Regions from separate parts of the Homo sapiens genome. Here all the other regions are linked to region 3. A link is an interaction called in ENCODE POLR2A ChIA-PET data of the cell type or tissue named here. Cell type or tissue: GM12878. All regions are shown on one strand. Each heading gives the region's core, and the rest is flanking DNA. Links, peaks and the distances in the headings are about the cores only.

Region 1 (5,344 bases), core at 345-5,344, 160 kb before region 3:
CCTTGTGCTTCAGATTCCTAAGTATGGGAGAATGTTCTACAATCAAAATTTCTTTATTCCAGAGAAAGTATCACTGATAGCTACTTTGCAGTTCTGTAGCAGCCTATCTGTAAAGAAAATATGAAACAACTCACCCCATTTAGTCATTTTTTTCCCCTCTTCTCAGTTCTGTTCAAGACATAGTTGAGATAACCAAATCACTAGGATGTTTGCAAAGTCTCATGTTGGCTGCAGCTGCAAATATTTTTATTTGGTGAGGTAACACCTTCAGCAGGAGAATAAGGATTTTAAAAGGCAGCTCATATTCCATAACTCAGTTTGGCAGATTTATTATCAAATGTGTAGTAGGATTTGGATACAGAGATGGGATTTCAATATTTTTTTTAAAAACTCAAAGCTAGTATTATTTCTTTACAGTTCTTAAATCTGCTTTTTCTAGTTCTTCTAAAAGCATAAAGATAGCACAGAGAAGAATGTTGCCAAGGCTAAGGAAAGAGAGAGTATTCACAAAGCAAACTTCATTAACAGCAGTCATGCCTAAGTAAACTATCAAAAACATTAGTGACAGCAGCAGTATAGGGCTTACACACCAGTGTATAAATCTATCAGCAAGGCCCAACTTACCAACTAGTTTACTCCCAAACAATTCACTTATTTTGGTGGAGAGAGAGCCTTACAGATAAAAATCATTTCTACACATCTAAACTAATTAAAATCTAAATGAAATAAGTCCTGCCAACACCTACAGGTTTATTTCTTAAAATCTTAGGCATTAAAAAGTCTGTAATTCTGACAACCCACATTAATTTTCAGAGGAGGAAGGAACGTAGACAACTATTACATAAACCAAAATTAAGGTATTTCAATTTTTCAAAAGAGGTAGAAAAGTATTTATAGGGGAAAAAAAGCTTTATTGTAAAGTTAGATAAACTTAGGTATTAAATTGGCAATGAATAAGAAACATACATAGCCCAGTATCGAACACAGTTCACACAGTTACCCTTGGCATAACTTACTGGGTTCTGTGATAAGGGTCTAAAATACTTCTAGATTAAATTTAATTTTTTCTTTATCTTTAGAGGGCTAAATGCTGGTCCACTGCCATCAAAATGAGGGGAAATAAATGTTAATGTGTGTTTAGTTTCCATCTAAACTTCCTATTAAACAGCTCTAAAATTGTAAATGCCTGCCTTATTTCTAAAAGGATTTTTTATATTAAAATTTAAAATAAAGTCTTTACAAAAGATCTAAATGGAACTTTCATTTACAAATTTGTTTAAAAGTGTCAGGATTACAAAACTGATATTGTCAACTACTGATATCAGTTATTCTAGGTAGATGACACATATTCTCCCTTCTTTTAAAGATGAAAACAAAATGGCCACATCAGTTTTTCTATTGTAAAAAAGCTGTGAACTTGGTAACAATCGTGCTATAGTCTCTTAATACCATGTTTGGTCCTTAAATCTTACTTGCCTATGTATAAAATCTATTATCTTAAAAAGAAAAAAAAAACAGATCCAGTGGGAGAAAGAATGTTTAATAAATGGTATTGAGACAAATAGCTATCTGTTTGGAATAAAAATAAAATTAGATCCTTAAATCTTGTACCATATAGAAAAATACATATTACTGATGGATCCAAGAGTTAAAAAATAAAAATGTAAATATCCAAAATTCTACATACAATTTTAGGGGGTACACAGATTCTCTGAAGCCCACCCATGGATCCCAGATTATTATCTATAAGAGGAACTGTTAATTATAACCTCTATTAAAATCTCAATGCCAAATACTAGCTGTATTTAAGTCACATGCAACAAATGAAAATGAACACATTAACTCATTGTTATAACTTTATAAAATCTCCAAACTGGACTAGAAACAGAGGCATGTCAATACAAATGGACAGTGACTTAAAAAAAAATACACCAATTTAAATAAGTTTGAATGCATACTGTACACGTGTATCCATGTCTGTTAGCCTTTCAGAAATATAAAATCAGTTAAATCTGTAGTACTTAAAATTCAACATATGTAACGTTATTCTCAAACTTCATTAAAATAATAAATATACAAGTTATGTTTAATATGAGTAACTGCAACATACTTAAACATCTAAACATATAATAGGAATTCTATATTAAAATGCAATACTTTCACCTGCATTAATCTCTTACACAATGAAAAAATACTTGCAGATAATTAGCATTAAGAATGCAAATATATTTTTACTGTGGAAGAAAAATTCCAGTAATAAGGTTAGAAATCATATATCTGTATAATCTACAATGAAGCTGTAGATAGTCTACATTATGATATTCTATCTTAAAATGAAAACAATTCAATATTTAAGCTTACAACAAATTTACTCAAGGCAAAATATGTTTATTACAGAACAGGATCTTAAAGTAAGCAAGGCAACATGAGATCAACCATTTTAGATTTTTTTTTAATGAAGTGTAGCTTTGAAATTGTAATAAAGGTGAACATAAATTCTAACATGCTCTTCTCTTCTTATAAATGGGATGATGTAGAAAAGCAAAGCTTCAATGTATAGGGATTGGAACCATCTGTAAAAAGTAAAAAACAGTTAATATTTCACTTCATCAAACTTTCAAGATCACCTTGAAGTATCAGAGTAAATTACTTCACCTTTTTATACTAAATATAAGAAATATGGTGAATATAAAGCAGGAATATAAAGAAGTAAAATTGGCCAGATGCGGTGGCTCACCTGAAGTCAGGAGTTCGAGACCAGCCTGGCTAATGAAGTGAAACCCCGCCTCTACTAAAAATACAAAAATTAGCTGGGTGTGGTGGTGCACGCCTGTAGTCCCAGCTACTCAGGAGGCTGAGGCAGGAGAACTGCATGAACCTGGGAGGTGGAGGTTGCAGCAAGCCAAGATTGTGCACTCTAGCCTGGGTGACAGAGTGAGACTCCGTCTCAAAAAAAAAAAAAAAAAAAAAAAAGTAAAATTTCTAAGTAAAGTAAGGGAAAGATTTTTATTCATATTTACTGGAAGGTAAGCTCATGAAGGCAGGGACTTTGTTCACTGCCACATTTCTATTGTTCTCAACACTGTCTGGCACTCAATTTTTTTTAGTGAATTCATCATTAAAGAATAAATAGTATCAGGATTAAGCAGCAAAGCTCACATTGCAAAAATATTGCCAACAGTTAACTCTCTATAAAAGCCAATTCAAATACAGCTTGGGAAGTAGGTCAAAGCTGGAATGTACATGAAGACATCTATGATCCCAAAAGGTTCCAGGAAATCTAGTATTAAATCTCTCTTCATCAATGGGGTACATAAGTTTTGAAATTACTGAAAAAAAAAAAACAAACCAACTGGGTATACTTCACAAAAATATTTCCATTTTGTAAATTTTTCTTTCCTTTAATTTTTCAGACCAGGCAGAAACAGCTCTTCCTCAACTACATATATAAGAAATCAAAGCAAAGAACCAGTTTTGCTATCTTAATGTATCACAATTTTAGTATTAAAAGCTGTAGTTCATTAAAGAAAAAAAATTCCTGTAAGGAAAAGCATATGCATCAACAAGTGTGTACAAGACACTGCAGAGGATAAAAACATACATAACTGTCCCTATCTCCAAACAGTTTATAATCTATATACTGTCTCTAAGGTATTTCATATAACTTTAAAGCTTTTTAAAACTTTCTCTCAAAAATTAAGCCTGACTACTTAATAAAATTTCCTTTTTTTTCTTTTAACTAAAAGTAAAATGAGAAGAAAGCCGACACTGTGGCTTGTGCCTACAATCCCAGCAACTTGGGAGGCTGAGGCCAGAGGACTGCTTGAGGCCAGGAGTTCAAGACCACCAGCCTGGGCAACACAGCAGGATCCCTCCATGTAAAAAAAATTTAAAAATAAACAAATATACACCAATAAGCTGGATGTGGTGTTGCACTCCTATAGCCCCAGCTATTTGGGAGGCTGAGGTGGGAGGATCACTTGAGCTCAGGAAAGTCGAGGCTGCAGTGGGCTGTGATTGCACCACTGCATTCCAGGCTAGGAGATGAGCAAGACCCTGTCTCAAAAAAAAAAAAAAAAAAAAAAAAAAAGGTGTTTCTTACTTAACTTTTTATTTAGGAATTTTCAAACATACACAAAAATGTAGATAGGTTTAATGAATCCCCACATACCTATCACCCAGCTTCAATAATTGTCAATATTTGTCAGTCTTACTTTATCTACCTACCCTTCACACACAGTTTTGAAAGCTAGAATATTTTAAAGCAAATTTCAGATGTTATTCCAGCCATAAATCATTCATTGTTTTTTTTTCTCTTTTTTAAACCATCATTCATCACCACACCCAATAATGTTCCCCTATTATTTAAATACCCTGGAGATCCAGGATCAAAGTAAATTACACAGCAAAAAGTTTCAAAAATTAAACTTGAGTTTTCTCACGCCTGTAATCCCAGCACTTCGGAAGGCGGAGGTGGGCAGATCATGAGGTCCAGGAGTTCGAGACCAGCCTGGCCAACGTGGTGAAACCCCGTCTCTAACAAAAATACAAAAATTAGCTGGGTGTGGTGGTGGGTGCCTATAATCCCAGCTACTTGGGAAGCTGAGGCAGGAGAATCGCTTGAACCTGGGAGGTGGAGGTTGCAGTGAGCCAAGATCGTGCCACTACTCTACAGTCTGGGGGACAGAGCAAGACTCGTCTCAAAAAAAAAAAACCAAAAAAAAAAAAACCAAAAAGGCCATTGTTACTATTATGGAGACAAACAAACAGGTTAACAATTTCACTTGACTTGACACAAATTAAAACAACCAAATACCATTTTTCATCTATCATACTGGTAAAAATTGAATATCTGACAACACTCAGTGTTGCTAAGAGTGCTGAGCAATGAATATTTTCATATATCACGGTTGGTAACGTAAACTGGTGCAACCTTTATAAAGTACAATCTAGCAACATTTTACCTAACTATAAACCTTCATGCCCTACACTACTGAAAAACTGTCCTACAAACACACATTAGAAAGTGCAACTATTGACCAGTCGTGGTTGCTCACGTCTGTAATCCTAGCACTTTGGGAGGCTGAGGCAGGAGGATCACTTGAGCTCAGGAGTTCAAGACCAGCCTGGGCAACACAGTGAGACCTTGTCTCTATTAAAAAAAAAAAAAATTAAAAATAAAAAAAAATTTAAAAATAAAAAAGTGCAACTATAAGGATGTTTATTACAATAACAGAAAAAAACAAACAGAAGCAACCAGACTGTTCATCAGTGGGGGGACGGGTAAATAAGACAAAACTGTGATACATCTTGACTATAAATAGCTATCCTGAAAATGCTTTAA
Region 2 (5,514 bases), core at 131-5,130, 160 kb before region 3:
ATACAAAGTTCCCAGTCCGACCTCTCTCTCTGACCTCTACCAGCTTTAAGGAGCCTCACATGAGCATTTTTCATGATGCAGGCAACTGGCAGGCAGTCTGATCCTTTCTTTTATTCACTAAGATTGTTGCTAAAATGCAAACTTACTAGGTAACAAACATAATATTATATTAACTTGATCAATTTAAGAACCCTATATGGATAATTCAGGCAAGAATAAAACCTTTACTCAATAGCAGTTTTACCTATTTTATCCAAAGAACTTCAGCAGCCCCTTACCACACGTGTTAACTGCTGAGCCAGAAAAGAATCAGAAAAAGTATGGAATAGAACTGCATTCTTAACAAACCATGCCATGTAGCCTAACTTCTACATTATACAGATGAGGAACTAGACCTAGGAAATGGGTTGCCCAAGACCAAATAGTGACAGAAGTTACTAAAATCCAGGCCTTGCCCCTCAGTCTCTGCCCTTTCCGCTGTACCCTGCCACATATTCTTCGTTGGAAGAGCATCATGACCCATTACACGGCCCTGAGCTCCATCCCATGTGTCCCACCTGGTGGCAAGTAGGTTGAGGATGGGACTCCATCTATTCCCTGTGCACTTTCAGTGTCTTGCTCTACAGTTTATAAACCATGTGGCCTTCATTCACACATAATGGCAATAATTTGCCAAAGCAGTCTTACCTTCCTCAGAAACATAAATAAACAAAAATAACAGGTTTTACTGATCCTGAGTCGAGTGTTTAAGAAGCAAAACTGCAGGGAGCAAAGGGTTATTACACAGCAGGAGGAGGTACAACAGGTGTGGAGCTATTTTAGTCTTTTTGGTCAAGTGGTGGAAATTTTGGCTCAAATACTAGTGCCTTGCTGAGAAATATTGTGGGATAAGTGATCATACTAGGTCTTTGTAGGACGAGCTTGAATTTGTATTGGCAACAGTCATATAAATATTACTTACCCTTCTAACAGTCTAGCAAGAAAACCTCTACCATGACTGAGGTGGCTGATACTGGCATCAGTCCTCTCAATTTTGTTAGGCAGAAAAATCTGAGGTTTTATTATGTATCATACAGGTGCATAAAACAACACGCATTAGCTATCTCATTTTACATTTTTTTTTTCCAGAAGATTCCTAAAACCCTCTAAAGGATTTATAAATACACTGCACACATAATTTTTGTTTTTATGGATTTTTGTCTATATAAATCAGTCTCTTATTGAATTCCTCTTCAAGACTTTGAAGCAGCTATGTATATACGTTAGCATGTGTGCCAAAGTCTAAATGAAACTGGGTAAACTGGTTAAAATAGTCTCTTAATTTTTCAAGAAAATGTGAGTATATTCATGAATAGATCCTCCTGCAGGCTGAGACTCAGTGAGAGTAGCTCAAAATTAGTTAGGATAAAGTCTGTAAACTAAGCAACCAAAGCATTACTCAGGCTTAGGAACACAAGAGAAATTCTATTTTCCATTCATGGAATCATCCCCTCCCCACCCTCAAATCCTCTTTCCTAACCGTTCACTGTGCACAAGACCTCAGTGGGCTCTCTTCCCTGGCTCTAATCTCTTGTCCCATAGTCCAAGGTGACCAGAAGTAGCCAGCCACCCTAGCAATACAATCATAAACCAGACTCAGGATCCCATCTCCTGCTGGTGTGGGAGTGAACTAACTCAACAGATTCTCCCTACACACCTTCCCCAATGTATCTAACCGGCTACATTTAAGCCTTGCAGACCCATATTAGCCCTTATTTAAAGGAAAGGATTGCTGGGCTAGACCTACTTTGTTACTGTAGTAAAATACTGTAGCAAAATAAAATTACTATTTTAACTTTTAAAGTATACAATTCAGTGGCATTTAGTGCATTCACAAGGTGTACAACCATCACCACTATCTAGTTCAGAACATTTTAATCACCTAAAATATATCTTGTAGCCAATAGCAATCACACCTCCATTACCCCCAGCTGGCAACCAGAATTTTGCTTTCTAATCATTTACCAAAGCAGTTAACATTGCTTAGGCTACTACAGCTAATACTTCTACTCACTGAGAAAAGCCAATTATTTCAATGACTCAAAAGGGCTTTTGTGTAAGATTTTGAGTATTAACATCTAGATTCAAGTCATTATATCCCCGTTTACTTTGTTAAACTTGGGCAGATCAAAAAAATCTGGGTCTCTCATCCCCAATTTGTGAAACGGAATGATTATACAGCCTTCGCGCCTCCACCACAAGTGCTGATCATTCCTTGACCTTATTTTTTCATCTTATAGTGGAATTCATAAAAGCTAAAAGATTCAGATTATATTACTCAAAGACTAAAGACTCCCTAATCAATTTTCAGTTCCTCTTAAGAATTTAGGAAATAGTCTGCCTCATATTTAGAAAGAAGGCTTAGCCATTTCTCCGTTGCTTCCCTTCTAAGCTCAAATTAACCTACTGACTTTTTAAAGCTAACCATCTGCCTGAACTTGTATTGTCTGGCATACTAAGTGCACTTGATAGAAGCTGGAATAAATGACTGAAATATCCAAGAAGCCAAATCGTTGCAAGTGACACTTCTGATATGGTTTTTGTAGAAACTGAAGGTTTTTTGGTTTAAAATTGTCATTATTTCTTTGAATTTCTAAGCTGCAACGAAAATAATCTTATCTACTTTACATTCATGCTTTGTGACATCAAAAATCAAATATTTTAAATGGAAATCAATGGATAATAAAATTTGTTTTGAATATATACACACATAGTACAACTAAGTCAGATTCTGCAGATTATCTGGGATATCAGTATTTTTTAAAAGTTCCCCACATGATCCTTTTTGCTAGTCATGAAATCATCTCCCCACAAAATAAAACGTTACTCTCCTAACTGTCGAGAAGCACTGCTAAATATCCCCGTGCAGCACCGGCATTATCTATCTACCTTGTTTTTCTTCCCCTACTCTCCGAAGAAAAGGGTGTTTCACATAAAGTCACATCCAAAAATCACCTTAATAACCTAAACTTCACAATCGTTAAGTTGTAATCAAGTTTCACACTCCCAAGCTATACCACTGGTATTGTTATTTAATAAGCTATACTAAAATTATGGTAACAACGAAAGTCTTTCAGGCCATTTACTGTTTTCCGGGCTCTCATTAAACTATGATTACTTCCCAGAAAAAAAAAAAAAATAACATTGCTTCTTAATTTCTTTTGGTATTACTAGGGAGAAAAAAAAGGAAAAAATAAATGATGACCAGATTACAATTATCAACTCAACTCAAAGCAAACCTTTCAAGGTTGCTCTGTAGCTTAGCCTGATTACTGTGTCACCCCACAAGGGAGCTGTCAAAGTTTCCAAATCAGAGACTGCCACTAATTCAGTAATTTTACTTTATTAGCAGTTCTGTATCACTTACAAGGGTTTAATGTATACAGTAGAGATGATTTCTAAGTTACATATAAATAAGCTTTCTGCTCTTAAAAATTAAACGACCCTAGAGTTGATTTTAAATGTTCTCACCACAAAAAATAAGTATGTAAGGCAGTGGATATGTTAATTAACTTGATTTAGCCATTCCATAATGTATACATTATACCCCATATATGTAATTTTTGCCCATTAAATTTTAGAAACTCTTAAACGAGCCATTAACAAATCAACACACAATACTTTCAGTAAGTGTCCATAAATATTACATCTATGTCTAAACTTTGTGGTATCTGACAGAAGAGTACAAGGTACAGTCTCTTGCCTGTAATCCCAGCACTTTGGGAGGCTAAAGTGGGAGGATCATTTGAGGCCAAGAGTTTAAGGCCAGCCTGGACAACATAGCAAGACCCCCATCTCTACAAAACAAAAAGTTTAAACATAAAAGAGTTACAAAAAAAATAAAGCCTACGGTTGGCAAAAAGACAAAGATAAATCATGTTTAAAATAGGGCCTTTTTGGGCGCAGTGGCTCACGCCTGTAATCCCAGCACTTTGGGAGGCCGAGGTGGGCAGATCACAAGGTCAGGAGATCAAGACCATCCTGGCTAACATGGTGAAACCCCGTCTCTACTAAAAATACAAAAAAATTAGCCGGGCGTGGTGGTGGGCGCCTGTAGTCCCAACTACTCGGGAGGCTGAGGCAGGAGAATGGTGTGAACCCAGGAGGCGGAGCTTGCAGTGAGTGGAGATCACACCACTGCACTCCAGCCTGAGCAACAGTGAGACTCTGTCTCAAAAAAAAAAAAAAAAAAAAAAAAAAATTGGGCCTTTTGTCAAACAATTGTCAGTGCTTTCATTTGATTGTGCTGTTTGTAGATTAAACTGCTAAAGATGAGATTTAGGCAAATGGAGACCCTTAAAATACATAGGTTGTGTTTTCAAACTCAAAAGAGAACTCTGAAGATGGGTGTATTTTGCACGAAATACCAAACTAGCCTATGCTCAAGGTGGTTTCCACTGTGTATTCCATTTTTCTCTACTAGGTAGTTTCCCTCAAGACAGCAAAATGGCTATAACAGTCCCAGGCCTAACCTTACACAGGCAGACCACACCCCTTAGCGAGAGCACTTCCTCATCCATTCTTCAACAAATCCTAGGTGTCATTCTCTTTGGATCAACCTAGGTTACCTGTTCAACACAGAATCAGATTATTACCTTGTTTACAGCAATGGTTCCCCACCCAATCTGATATCCTTTTACTCTGCTGAAATAAAATTCCTAGATAATACCTACCTACACACAGACACACACAACTTAAAGAAAAACCAAATAAAACTCTTAATTGTTAAGGGAGAAATAAAATTTACGATAAAATGTACGTTGTAATACATAAATACTCAGGTACGGCTACAACAGAAGACAGAGATGAATGTGACAGCTACAAATGAAAACTGACCCTTGTGTATTATAATGGCAATCCCAATAATATGTTGATGATATAATTTTCCAAAATGGCGAACAACTCTTGAAAGCATTCTAAACATTATTTCCTTGATTTATAAGGTAGTTGTATTGCTAAAAATTCAGTGTACTGCATATTAAAACCACACAAAAATATTTTGCATTAATATATTAAAAAGTCAGACTCGAGGATCAGATCATTATAAACAGGTTTTTTACCTATTTAAGTATCTGATAGGAAATCAGAAAGTCATGCAGGACAAGGGATAATTCTTCCTGGTCCTACCCATCAAATTGTTTGCAGTGTCCCCTAACCACTGAAGAAACACCCCTACAAACTGTCAAAATACCCCTCTAGGAGGACCTGCTGCCCTTATTAAGAGGTACTAAGAGTGATGAGGCTAAGTCAATGAGGCTCACTCAAACCTTGATTACTGCTACAAAATAGGGGAGGGTGGAATGGAGGATAGAGAAAACAATATCCAACATTACTACCTTCCTCATTTATAAATTAAAACTAAGAGAATTTCAAGTGTTCCCTCGAATGAAGGGCTTTCTATGAAAGTAACTAGTAAAGCAAAGTCCATTTTGTTTGTTCAAGTTCAAAAAAACATTAGAACTAAGATCCCTAGAA
Region 3 (5,514 bases), core at 367-5,366:
GAGACGGGGATCCTGCTATGTTGCCCAGGCTGGTCTCGAACTCCTGGGCTCAAGAGATCCTCCCATCTCGGCCTCCCAGAGTGCTGAGATTACAGGTGTGAGCCACTGCCCCCAGCCAGAAGACAGTTTCCAAATAACATGCTTAATATTTGTACAAGTATTTCTTTTTTTCTTTTCTTTTTTTTTTTTTTTCTTTTTGAGATGGAATCTCCCTCTCTCGCCCAGGCTGGAGGGCAGTGGCGCAATCTCGGCCCACTGCAACCTCTGCTTCCCAGGTTCAAGTGATTCTCCTGCCTCAGCCTCCCAAGTAGCTGGGATTACAAGTGCCACCACCTCGCCCAGCTAATTTTTGTATTTTCAGTAGAGACGGGGTTTCGCTATGTTAGCCAGCCTGGTCTCGAACTCCTGACCTCAGGTGATCTGCCCACTTCAGCCTCCCAAAGTGCTGGAATTACAAGCGTGAGCCACTGCTCCCGGCCCAAGTATTTCTTTTTTAGGGGAGAAAAAATTATTGGAGAAAATTTCTTTCCTACTCATTTCCCAAATTTTTCTAGGAAGTCTATGTCAGATTTCCTTTCTTTTTTCTTTTCTCCCTTAAAATAATTTTTAATTGTTATTATAAACAGGATGGACCTGTGCTGAGGAGTGTAGCAGGACTGTGGTTTTATTCCTGCACTGTCTACTGGGTTGTGTGAAGATGGGCTAGAAAGAGGATCTGTTGGGAAGGAAGAGTCTAAAAATGAATGAACGTCAAGAGTCAACGACTCTTACAGCATCATTACCGTCTGTTCCTCTTCTCAGAGAGTCAGGCATGAGGGCCACCAGGCAGGGGAAAAAATGACTTCAGATCATGAGAAATTAAAAGCTTTTAATTAAAATTCATCCGGGTGAGAGAGTGTTCATGGCCAAATATTACAAAAAAAGCTATTTTCCTGTAATCAGTGCTTGGTCAGAAGTTCATAGACCCAGTTCACTTTCTACCCCATTTCTTCAGTCTTCCCCCTCAAAATTAAGTTAGCGCTAGGAGCCTGTAGAATGTGTGTGGCATAAATGTGTCTTGCCTGTGCTACAGCTGCACTTTCACTGGTGGCTGGAGCCAGTCCTGTGCATGTTCTCTCCTGCACCTCGTCAGTTAGCCAATCCCAATTTACCCTCCAAGATTAGGATCCTGGCTGGGCGCGGTGGCTCATGCCTGTAATCTCAACACTTTGGGAACCCGAGGTGGGTGGATCACGAGGTCAGGAGTTCAAGACCAGCTTGGCCAAGATGGTGAAACCCTGTCTCTACTAAAAATACAAAAATTAGCCAGGCGTGGTGGCAGGTGCCTGTAATCCCAGCTACTCGGGAGGCTGAGGCAAATAATTGCTTGAACCTGGGAGGTGGAGGTTGCAGTGGGCCGAGATCACGCCACTGCACTGCAGCCTAGGCAACAAAATGAGACTTTGTCTCAAAAAAAAAAAAAATTAGGATCCTGGCTGGGTGCAGTGACTCACACCTATAATCCCAGCACTTTGGGAGGCTGAAGTGGGCGGATCACTTGAGGTCAGGAGTTTAAGACCAACCTGGCCAACATGGTGAAATCCTGTCTCTACTGAAAATACAAAAATTAGCCAGGTGTGGTGGCGGGCACCTATAATCTCAGCTACTTGGGAGCTGAGGCAGGAGAATCGCTTCAACCCCGAAGGTGGAGGTTGCCGTGAGCCGAGATCACGCCATTGCACTCCAGCCTGGTCGACAAGAACGAAATTCTGTCTCAAAAAAAAAAAAAAAAAGATTAGGATCTGTCACACCTCAGAGAACCTTTAGTGACCCCCGAGGCTGAGTTTGATGCTGCTCCCTGCTCCCCTAGAGCCTTAGGAATTTCACTTTCCTTGCATGTCTCACACTCTCCTGTAAATGTTTATTGTTTTGGCCAGGCGCGTTGGCTCACACCAACACTTTGGGAGGCTGACCGGGTGGATTGCTTGAGCCTAGGAGTTTGAGACCAGCCTGGGCAAGATGGTGAAACCCCGTCTCTACTAAAAAAAATAATAATAATAATAATTAGCCAGGCGCAATGGCACACACTTGTAGTCCTAGCTACTCGGGAGGCTGTAGTGGGAGGATCACCTGAGCCCAGGGAGGTCAAGCCTTCATTGAGCTGTGATCATGCCACCGCACTCCGCCTAGGTGACAGAGTGAGACCTTGTCTCTAAATAAATAAACAAATTTTTATTGTTTTAATCTGTCTCTTCCACCAGATTCTAGGCTTTCTGAGGTCAGTTTAATGCCTGGCACATAGAAAATGCTCAAAAATTGGTAAACTAACAAATTTGTGTTTGTTTTTTCCCCATCCAAAAGTAATTGCAAGGATTAATGTTCTTAAGGTATAATCACGTGAAGGCACTTCTATGTTAAAAAAAAAAAAAAAAAAAAAAAAAGGCTGTGGGTGGGGGCAAGGAGGAGCCAGGGAGGAAAATTAGTCTCCTGTCAGAATTTGTGAAGTCAGTGCTAGGAGGTGAAAACATCACCTCTTAGATGCTAGCAGTATACTAGCAATCTATTGCTATACAACAAATTACTCCAGCACTTCGTTTATTATCTCTAATTGTTTCTATTGGCGGGGAATTTAGACAGGGCACATCTTGTCTCTGCACATGATGTCTAGGGCCTCAGCTTAAAAGATTAGAACAGGGCTGGAATCATCAGAAGGCTTGTTCACTCACATGTCTGGCAGTTGATGTTGGCTGTTGGCTGGAGGCCTTGCTGGGGCTGTCAGCCAGAACAGCCCACACACAGCCTCTCCACGTGACTTGAGCTTCCTTACAGTATGGTGGCAGGGCTCCAAGGGCAAATGTCTTGAGAGAGAGAGAGAGGGCGAGGCTGGAGCCTTTTACATAACCTGGCTGCAGAAATCACACAGCATTACTTGGCCACATTCTTTTGGTTAAGGTGGTTAAAAAGGTCCATCCAAGTTCAAAAGAGGAAACACAGACTCCACGGCTCAGTGAAGAAGTATCAACATCACATTGTAAGGAGAGCATGTGGATGGGATCTAGACTACTGTGGCCATCTTTGAAGAATGCAATCTGCCACAAGCAGTCATGGGGAAAAGGCCAAATTCCTCATAATAGAATGTGGGTGTGAATCTCTTATGTAAGACAAGAGATATGAATCAAGGCAGATGGATTTTGTGAAGGCAGTGAGTTTTTCCTTCACTTTCAGAGTGCAGGTAATTATAACTCTGTCAAGAATGCAAATAGAAAGAGGAAGGTTTAATATTTTGTGACAGAGATCTGGAATGTTATAAAGTCCTATTTCCAGTGATCAGATCTACTTCATCTTCTTGCAAAAATGAGGCAGTTGTAGTGGCTAGAGTAACACCCTCATGAACTCTCTTTGTTAAGTCATCCCCCGTCCCAGTCACTTCCACCTCTTCCTGGCTTACTGTCACTCTAACATCACTCTTGTCATAATCCTTGATTATTTTCTTATCCATGTTGGTGATACCCTGACCACTCTGCTTCTTTTTTGAGACGAGCTCTCACTCTGTCACCCAGGCTGGAGTGCAGTGGCATGATCATGGCTCCCTGCAGCCTTGACCTCCCAGGCTCAAGTGATCTTCCCACCTCAGCCTCCCTAGTAGCTGGGATCACAGGTGTGCACCATACCACACCTGGCTAATTTTTTAATTTTTTGTAGAGACGGGATCTCACCAGGTTGCCCAGGTTGGTCTTGAACTCCTGGGCTCAAGGGATCTGCCCTCCTTGGCCTCCCAAAGTGCTGGGATTACAGGCGTGAGCCACCGCGCCTGGTCCACTCAGCTTGAGATCCACTCATCCAATGATCTTGTCCTTCACCCTTCTCAGCTGCTCACTTCTTTGACTTTGTCATGACCTGTCTTTGCAACCTTCCATGATCGCTATTCTAGATGTCTTTCAGCTCCAATAATTCTTCAGCACCACAAGAACATACAGTTCTTTGGTATAACTACTACCTTTTCACTGTCCCTCCCCAACTATGCCTTCCCTTCCCCCCCCCACCCCCCCCCCCCACCTAGAACAGAAGCGCATCATGCGGGCCGGGTGAGGCGGCTCATGCCTGTAATCCCAGCACTTTGGGAGGCGGAGGCAGCTGGATCACTTGAGGTCAGGAGTTCGAGACCAGCCTGGCCAACATGGTGAAACCCTGTCTCTACTAAGAAGTCCGTCATGAGAATCACCCCTTTGCACACACTCAACTCTCTTGCCCCCTCCCTCCTTCTTGTGTGCTCCTAATAAACCCAACCCTGATTAACCCCACCCCCTACACCCTCCACAGCTGTCATCATGCAGTTTCTGGTCTCTGTATTTATGAAAACAACCTCTAGTGGGCCCTTGATGCTGTCTGCAGTCAGACATTCTCTGAAATAGGGCATGGGCTGCTCCTCTGGCCCAGAGCTGTAACCCTAGATTGTTGGGTCAGAGCCCCTCATCTGCCAGGCACTGCTGCCCAGACCTTAATACACACCCATCTGGCCTCCAGGAGAATAAGAAATCCTCTTCAGAAACTGCTTCTCCCTGCCGACACCCCTGGCTTTCTGGTGGCTTCAGAACTAAAGTTGGAGGATGTGACATTCTGTCTGAGGGTACCCCTTCCATTTCCGCTTCTTTTTCCTGAACACTCAGCATTGCTGAGAGCTATTTTGACAGCTCCTTCTATTCTTAGCACCAAAGCACAAAGTCATATATGCAGATAAACCAAGGCTAGAAAAACTGCATGTTCATTTTCTAAATTCTTAGTGAGAAAAATCAAGAGCAACTGTCGGGGTTGGGGGCGTAAGGGGCTGTGACCAAGTCGGACACTCCAGAGGGAGGTGGAAAGTGCCTGAGTGGAGATTCTGACACTATGCAGATGTGTCACCTCGGGCAAGTCCCTTCAGTTGCCGGGGGCTCAAACTCACCATCTGCAAAGTAAGGGGACGGGATGAGGGAATTCCTAAGCCCCTTTCTAGATCTTTCATTCTTCGTCACCAGATGCTACAATATACACAGTTGCCTCTGGGTTTTTTTCTGCCTCTCCTGCCTTCATTCATCAGTTTTTCAATCAACGAAAGGCTCTGCTTCATGCCCAGAGGGTACAGAGATAAATAGGGCACAATTCTTGCCCTTTAGGACCTCACTTTCCTTATAGACACATCACTTGATATATGTGAAAGTTGGTTATACAAACTGGGTCATTGTCATACCCAACTAACTCAGAGTTGAGAGGCCGGGGGAAAAGAGCAGTTAGGGTACATAGCACCTGCTCCAAGAATTGATTTTTCTGCAAAGCTGAAACAGCCTGCTATAACCCTGAGACCAGTTTCACCCTAGTAATCGCTAAAATGACCTGCTGTGACTCTAACACTAGTTTCACCTGCTGCTGTCACTCACGAGTCAGAGCCTGCCAGCTCCCAGAAGTTTCTTTAGTGCCAATGAGCGTTCTTTCAGAACAGTATGTAACATTTCTCTTTCTAATAAAACTCCCGGCCAGGTGCAGCAACTCACGCCTGTA

What was found. Peaks named below come from ENCODE experiments on the same cell type or tissue, not always from the same donor. Only the 100,000 strongest peaks of a DNase experiment are listed, where the experiment ranks them.
Region 1: POLR2A ChIA-PET joins it to region 3 with 7 read pairs; 7 of 35 experiments call an interaction of 5 or more read pairs at or near these places.
Region 2: POLR2A ChIA-PET joins it to region 3 with 6 read pairs; 10 of 35 experiments call an interaction of 5 or more read pairs at or near these places.

What each region holds. Positions count from the first base shown.
Region 1 is chr2:38,561,665-38,567,008 of GRCh38, forward strand. It overlaps HNRNPLL (heterogeneous nuclear ribonucleoprotein L like), which reads right to left. Exons shown (of 13, transcript NM_138394.4): 13 at 305-2,573. The coding sequence ends at 2,518. Among named protein-coding and RNA genes, the nearest start is that of HNRNPLL, 39 kb to the right of the region's middle. In GM12878, for the core only: no CTCF peak of the experiment used is centred there; no DNase peak of the experiment used is centred there.
Region 2 is chr2:38,555,791-38,561,304 of GRCh38, forward strand. No RefSeq gene overlaps it. Among named protein-coding and RNA genes, the nearest start is that of LINC02613, 43 kb to the left of the region's middle. In GM12878, for the core only: no CTCF peak of the experiment used is centred there; no DNase peak of the experiment used is centred there.
Region 3 is chr2:38,718,020-38,723,533 of GRCh38, forward strand. All of the region lies in intron 4 of GALM (galactose mutarotase), which reads left to right. The region is part of intron 1 of LOC124905993 (a long non-coding RNA gene); the gene reads right to left. Among named protein-coding and RNA genes, the nearest start is that of SRSF7, 31 kb to the right of the region's middle. RefSeq lists a silencer at 4,205-4,264 and an enhancer at 5,055-5,104. In GM12878, for the core only: no CTCF peak of the experiment used is centred there; DNase peaks (open chromatin) are centred at 2,972, 4,904 and 5,214; H3K4me3 peaks cover 952 bases; H3K27ac peaks cover 640 bases.